Regions from separate parts of the Homo sapiens genome. Here region 2 is linked to region 1. Evidence: read pairs that join two places in POLR2A ChIA-PET (ENCODE). Cell type or tissue: PC-3. All regions are shown on one strand.

The links. ChIA-PET counts read pairs that join two places held together with the same protein. Peaks named below come from ENCODE experiments on the same cell type or tissue, not always from the same donor. Only the 100,000 strongest peaks of a DNase experiment are listed, where the experiment ranks them.
Region 2: POLR2A ChIA-PET joins it to region 1 with 5 read pairs; 2 of 35 experiments call an interaction of 5 or more read pairs at or near these places.

What each region holds. Positions count from the first base shown.
Region 1 is chr13:101,419,477-101,423,476 of GRCh38, forward strand. No RefSeq gene overlaps it. Among named protein-coding and RNA genes, the nearest start is that of NALCN, 5.0 kb to the left of the region's middle. In PC-3, no CTCF peak of the experiment used is centred here; no DNase peak of the experiment used is centred here.
Region 2 is chr13:101,266,157-101,270,156 of GRCh38, forward strand. The region is part of intron 10 of NALCN (sodium leak channel, non-selective); the gene reads right to left. Among named protein-coding and RNA genes, the nearest start is that of NALCN, 150 kb to the right of the region's middle. In PC-3, no CTCF peak of the experiment used is centred here; a DNase peak (open chromatin) is centred at 1,725; H3K27ac peaks cover 2,761 bases.

The DNA of each region.
Region 1 (4,000 bases):
TGACTGTGAGGCCTCCCCAGCCATGGGGAACCGTGAGTCCGTTAAATCTCTTTTTCTTTGTAAATCACCCAGTCTCCAGTATGTCTTTATCAGCAGGATGAGAACAGACTAATAATACAGGAAGTAGCTATGAAATGCAAGACAGCAAGAATTTGATGAAAACAGGGTATTTGTTTTTCACTAACTCATTTGTTCCTACTGCTTATTTCCACCTTAATTAGTATTTCACTGGACACCATGGTGAGTTACTGGGAAAACAATAGGCATGCTAAAAGAGAAATTTGAAAATCCATGGAGGGACTGTCCTGTGCTCTATGGAAATATAGACACTGAATCAATTGGAGAAGAATTCTGCTCGAATATAATTATGTTTCATTTGATTTATGAGTAGATTATGCTTTAGTAACTACACAAGACTGTAATATTTTTGAGACTCTCATTAAGATTAGGTTTTTTTTTTTTTGAGATGGAGTCTCGCTCTGTCACCCAGGCTGGAGTGCAGTGGCGCAGTCTCGGCTCACTGCAAGCTCTGCCTCCCGGGTTCACGCCATTCTCCTGCCTCAGCCTCTCCGAGTAGCTGGGACTACAGGCGCCCGCCACCACGCCCGGCTAATTTTTTTTTATTTTTAGTAGAGACAGGGTTTCACCGTGGTCTCGATCTCCTGACCTCATGATCCACCCGCCTCGGCCTCCCAAAGTGCTGGGATTACAAGCGTGAGCCACCGCGCCCGGCCTAAGATTAGTTTTAATCCGTATACACTTGTTTATGTTCTGTGATTTCAAGACCCACATGTCACCAAATATTGCTATGATGAACTTTTAGATGCTCTTTGGGCAGGGAAAATTAAGGTTTAGAATACACACCTAAAAATGTAAACAGGCTAACTAATAGGCATCTCCTGCTTGTTGCCTCACTAACATGGATTTACATGTACAGGCGTTCCTGGAAGACAGTGCAATTTGGTTTCAGACCAATGCAATAAAGTACATATCACAATGAGGCAAGTCACACAATTTTTTTTTATATTCCAATGCATATATAAGTTATGTATACACTGTACTGTATACTAAAATATATATATATCTTAACTTAAAAATACTTTATTGCCAAACAATGCAAATGATCATCTGAGCCTTCTGTGAGTCTGTGAGTCATAACCTTTTTTTTTTTTTTTTTTTTGAGTATCACTCTTGTCACCCAGGCTGGAGTGCAATGGTGCAATCTTGGCTCACTGCAACCTCTGCCTCCTGGGTTCAAGTGATTCTCCTACCTCAGCCTCCTTAGTAGCTAGGACTACAGGCGTGCATCACCACGCCCAGATAATTTTTGTATTTTTAGTAGAGACGGGGTGCGATCATGTTGGCCAGGCTGGTCTTGAACTCCTGACCTCAAATGATCCGCCCGCCTTGGACTCCCAAAGTGCTGGGATTACAGGCGTAAGCCACTGTGCCCAGCCCCTCATAACCTATTTGTTGGAGGAGGGTCTTGCCTCATTGTTGATGACTGCTGGTTGATCAGGCTGGTGCTTACTGAAGGCTGGAGTGGCTGTGGCAATTTCTTAAAAATAGACAAGCATGAAGTTTGCCACATTGGTTGACTCTTCCTTTCATGAGAGATTTTTCTGTAACATGCCATGCCATTCAATGGCTTTTTACCCACAATAGAACATTTATCAAAATTGCAGTCACTCCTCTCAAACTCTGCTACAGCTTTATCAATTAAGTTTATGTAATATTCTAAACCCTTTGTTGTCACTTCAACAATGTTCACAGAATCTTTACGAGGAGAAGATTCCATCTCAAGAAACCACTTTCTTTGCTCATCCATAAGAAGCAACTCATCCATTTAAGTTTTATCATGAGATTGTAGCAATTCGGTCACATCTTCAGGCTCTATTTCTAATTCTAGTTCTCTCACTATTTCCACTAAATCTGCAGTTACTTCCTCCACTGAAGTTTTGAACCCCTCAAAGTCATCCACGGGGGTTGGAATCAAGTTTATCCAAGCCCCTGTTAAAGCTGATATTTTTATATTCTTCCATGAATCAGGAATGTACTTAACAGCATCTGGAATGGTGAATCCTTTCCAGAGGGTTTTCAATTTACTTAGTCCAGATCCACCAGAAGAATAGCTATCTATAGCAGCTATAGCCTTACAAAATGTATTTCTTAATAAGACTTGAGAGTTAAAATGGCTGCATAATAAATGTGTTAGCAGGCATGAAAATAACATTCATCCCCTCTCCAGCAGAGCTCATGGATAACTAGGTACATTGTCAACGAGCAGTAATAGTTGGAAAAGAATCTTTTTTTTTTTTTCTGAGCAGTAGGACTCAACAGTGGGCTTAAAATATCCAGTAAACCAGAGCTGGGTGTGGTGGCTCATGCCTACAATTCTAGCAATTTGAGAAGCTAAGGAGGGAGGATTGCTTGAGCCAGGAGTTTGAGACCCTGTCTGTACAAAAATTCAAACAATTAGCTAGGCATAGGGCATATGCCTGTAATCCCAGCTACATGGAAGGCTGAAGCAGGACGATTGCTTGAGCACAGGAGGTTGAGGCTGCAGTGAGCTGTGTTTGTGCCACAGCACTCTAGCCTGGGTGACAGAGCAAGACTCTGTCTCAAAAAAAAGATAATAGAAAAAAGAAAAAAGAAATTCCAGTGAACCATGCTGTAACACATGTGCTGCCATCTAGACTTTGTTGTGCTATTTCTAGAGCACAGGGGGAGTAGATCTAGCATAATTCTTAAGGGCTCTAGGAGTTTGGGAATGGTGAATGAGCAATGGCTTCTACTTAGTCACCAGCTGCATTAGCCCCTCACAACAGAGTTAGCCTGTCCTTTGATCTTTGAAGCCAGACACTGGCTTCTTCCCTCTAGCTATAAAAGTCCTAGATGGCATCCTCTTCCAATAGCAGGTTGTTTTGTCTACATTGAAAATCTGTCATTGAGTATAGCCACCTTCATTAGTTATCTTAGTGAGAACTTCTGGATAACTTGCTGCAGCTTCTGCATCAGCTGCTTCACCTCATATTTTTATGTTACGGAGCCAGCTTCTTTTTCTTAGACCTCATGAATCAGTCTTTGCCAGCTTCATATTTTTCTTTTGCAGCTTCCTGACCTCTCTCAGACTTCATAGAACTGAAGAGAGTTAAGGCCTTGCTCTGGATCAGGCTTTGGCTTCAGGGAATGTAGTGGCTGGTTTCATGTTCTATCCAGATTACTACAACTTTCTCCATATCAGCAAAAAGGCTGTTTTGCTTTCTTATTACTCGTGTGTTCACTGGAGTAGTACTTTTAGTTTCCTTCAAGAACTATTCTTTTGCATTCACAACTTGGCTAACTGTTTGGGGCAAGAGGCCTAGCTTTTGATCTATCTCAGCTTTTGACGTGCCTTTCTCACTAAACTTAATCATTTCTAAGTTTTGATTTAAAGAGAGAGATTTGGAACTCTTCCTTTCACTTGAACACTTAGAGGCAATTGTAGGGTTATTAATTGACATAATTTCAATATTGCCATGTTTCAGGGAATAGAGAGGTCCATGGAAAGGGAGAAAGAAGGAGGAACAGCCAGTTGGTAGAGCAGTCAGAACACATACAACATTTACTGATTAGGTTCTCTACCATGGACATGGTTCATGATGCTCCGAAACAATTACAATAGTAACATCAAAGATCACTGATTACATATTGCCATCACAGATACGATAATAATGGAAAAGTCTGAAATATTGAGAATTACCAAAATGTGACACAGAGATACAAAATGAGCACATGCAGTTGGGGAAGCAGCCCCGATAGACTTGCTTGAGGCAGGGTTGCCACAAACCTTCAATCTGTAAAAACAAAATACAATATCTGCAAAGCACAATAAAATGAGATGTGCCTGTACAGAATTCAGCCTTGGCAGAATAGATGCATTTTGATAATGGAGTGCATTGGGAAATTTAAGGCAGTTTGCCTCCCAGATCGCCCAGCAGGAAACACGATGTGGAGTGTC
Region 2 (4,000 bases), 150 kb before region 1:
CTAGCCTGCAGTGGACACCGTGTGCTCTGTAACTCTCATTATTTCAGTCTTGGAAAGCACTCTAAGGATTTGAAAGTAGAGATGCAGTCAGTTGCTTACAGGGAAGGCCTGAAGGTGTAACATAAGAAATCAGGTGGAAGAGATTAGTAATCTTGAAATGGACCGTGAACATTTATAAACTTTCAAAATGATCTAAAGCTATCTTATCTTTTTTTGTGGTATAAATGCTTAAGTACTTCATAAAAGCTCTTTCTATTAAATTTCTCCAATAATTTTTCCTATGAAACAGTAACTTAAAGATTCTGAAGACTGTAGGCAAAGAGACAAAATAGTGGTCTCAGAGGTTGCAATAAATATAAATTAGGATAATGAATAGTACAGCTCAGAAATGAAATCTGTCTTTAAATTGCTGCTTGAGTGAGTAAAACAACTCAACTTAGTAAAACAAAGTCTCCTCCACTGAATACTGCATCAGCCATGTACTAAAACTTGTGTTTTAATTGGATTTTGAAATAAACTTATTTGGAGAACAATGCAATTACATGATGAAATTCTCAGAAACCATCTTGCATATGAGCCATGAACATAAGAACAAGGACACAATGTAAAAGACCAAATGCATAAAACCTAAAATAAATCTCCCATTTGCAAGTGGGACATCTTTTGCTTCCCTTATTTAGAAGACATCTGGATATTCATTACTTCTACTATCAATGTACACAATTATTCTGTCCAATACAAAGAATTTATATGAAAAAGGTAACACTTATATCAACACTGAAAACATAACCAGTGGATATCCTTAGAGACTGCCTTTCCCATCTGTCTGTTCCTGATGCGTCCTTAGAGAGTCAGGACAGAAGGGAATCCACATGTCCATCTCCACAAAGGTACCAAGAGCCTATGATTTCAGTGGACACCCTGCCAGCTGCCACGCCCTATCAGTGGCTGGCTCTCTTTATTGGAATGGAGAGCCGAGTAAGGGAATCCTGGACAGACCCTTTATCTCTAGGCCATGTGAGTATAGCTTTCACTCTACTCTGTAAGAGTAAGGTTAGATGTGAAATCACAAATCAACAAACACATGTGGATGTTATTTTTTTCAATCACCAGCTCCTCTTGACTTTACAACACAAACTAGATTTTAACAAGAAGGAAAAAGCACCAGTAATGGCTGGTGTGAAAGAAATCACCTCTAAGCAGGATTGATTATGATGCCAAGCCAGTGATTTTCAAATTCCTCTTAGCCTGTGTGAAAAAACCCAGTGGCCTCCAATTGAATTCACCTCCCTGTATCCACACATCCTTGGCAGTATCCTCCACACCAACTCCAGACTCAGCCATGTGACTTATTTTGGTCAGTGAGATGGTAGCAAAGGTGAAGTAAGCAGAGACTTGGAAAATACTTGTGTATTAGAAATTACTCTTGCTGCTCTTGGAACCCCGAGCGACCACATCAACCCTGCAGCCTAGCCTGTTGCATGGTGGCCAGGTGGCCATGGGCCCTGCCATTCTCTTCATTCCAATTAATGGCGAGCCACACCCAAAATCAGAGATGCCAGCTGACGAGTGGCTGACCGCAGAGGCAGGGGTGAGCTCAGCTGTAGTCAGCTGAGATTGGCTCAGACTAGCAGGGCTGTTCAACTGATCCGCAAATTCATGAGCAAGAGTTAGTGTCTGTCCAGGCCATTAAGTTTTAGGATGCCTTGTGGTTTAGCAAAAGCTATTATACCTACCAAGCTGGTTTCCTCTTCCTGGCATATAGCTCATCTACATCACTCAGCTTACTATTACTGAAGTGGAGCAATGTGATTGGTTCTCACAACCAGAACAGAAATGGAAGTGATGCATCACTTTGGATGTGTCACTTTGAGAAAGGGTGTGCCTTCTCGAAAGTCTCCCTCTCTCTTTCCCTCTACAGTGATGTTGGAAACTAGGTACTTTGGATGGAGGCATCAAAAATTCCACTTTCTGCAAACAAAATTTTGCAACGTGTTTACATAGACATGTATGACATGTATGTATGTATATGCCATCTCTGACTGCAGTGGGAGTGCAGCTTGCCCCAGCTGTGGTGTGCTGGAGCTGCAATCACATCTCTCTCCACCTTCATGTTTACTGATGTCATGTTGGTGACTTGAAATTGGCCATGGTGGGAGCATTTACATTATGGAAAGCAGAAAATGCTAACAGTCAGGACTCCTGGACTTCAACTTGATTGTTCACCACCCAGCTCCCCCAGCTCTTATGGCATCTCTGAGTCTGCTGTAGGGTATTTGAAAACTCATACATTGATCATAAATAATAACCCTTGTGGGAAGGGGAGACTATTTTCTGGGCTTTTCTAAGGTGTTTAGCTTTGTTACTCTAGTCTGGGTCATATATATTACATATAGTCCTTTTCTGCTGTTTAGAGACTCCTTATCAATCATAATGCCATGGCAGTCACATAGCTATGATGCCTTACTAAGCACTAGGAGCACACAAAAGCCATTTCTGGGCATTGGGATACTGCCACTAAGACTACAGAGATACAAATATATCAGTTAAAGTAAGAAATATTTAAAACAGAACTTTTCCTATATCCTGCCCAATAAAATCATCTGTCTTGAATTGATTTAAAACATGGGAAATTTTCTTTATGAAAGCTTCAATTTAGGACAACATGTATTTCCTAGAGTACAATGCCATAATGGATATTCACAATTTAAACTATCTTATAGAACACTACTTAAAATCTCCTGGTTTCCTCACACTTTGTGGCCTACATTTATGGATTAGTAGGAGAAAGGAAAAGTAAATGATGACATGTACAAAAACCTTTCAATTAACTAACCTATAATTTATGGATTAAGAACTCAATACCCCTGCATGACTTCATTATTGACTTGGAAGAAAAATTAAGAATAAACATGCTAAAATCTTGGCTTTTCAACAATGAAGTGTTCACTTTGCTTACTTGGCTGGACATGGGTAAGAAAAATAAAAAATATTAGTTATTCCGCAACACTTTTCTTTCATGTTCCTTGGTGTCCAGAAAGAGTAGAAAAAGCTCATATATATATATATATATATATATATATATTTTAGCCTGGTGTTCCTAAGCTTCAGTACTCAGTTCCTGCAAGGCTGGATTCATAGTAGATTCAACAATAATTTTTGATATAACTTAATTTCCTCCATGTACTCAATTGGCCATGGAGCATCTTCTGCCTCCTTCTGAGGAAAGTAGCCTCGGGGGTGAAACATTTCTCTATCTCCTGTATTAAATGAAAGTAATGTTGGTACTGTTGACATAGTTAACTGGACCATGAGCCAGGCTTCAGAAAGGCAGTTTCCCCTGAGGTGTCTTAGCAAGGACTCCTAAAAGAGGGATGCTGTAACCTAGATGGTGGTCCCAAGACCCTTTCATCCCCTTCCCTATCTTTGGCATGTATTAATACAAAGTGAGTAAAACAAATTAGGACACTAGAGTTCAAGCAATACAATCTTGTTGCTTCAAGTAATATGATCTCCTATTCCAGGAAGCCACACCATTCTGCTTTGGGCACAAGAAGACCCAGGGTGATGGTCAACAAAGGAGGCCTCACTATACATGTTCCAGCAGTAAGTCTCAGCCTGTGGCAGTCACCAGGGCTGTCCCTTCTTCATGACCCTCTGATTCTGACATACACTCAAGTGTCAGTGAAATACTAGAGTAAAAATTAAGAATGAAAATGCTAAAATCTTGGCTTTTCAACGGTGAAGTGTTGACCTTGCTTACTTGGCTGGACATAGGTAATAATAAAAATAAGAATATTAGTCCTTCCACAATAATTTTCTCTCATGTTCCCTGGTGTCTAGAAAGAGTAGAAAAATCCAACCATTATTTTTTTTAGCCTGATGTTCCTAGACTTCAGTACTGAGTTCCTAAAAGGATGGACGCATTAGATTAAACAATTTGAATATACATGATGTTTTATATTTTTCTCACTAGTACTCCGCCAACCACATAGTTACT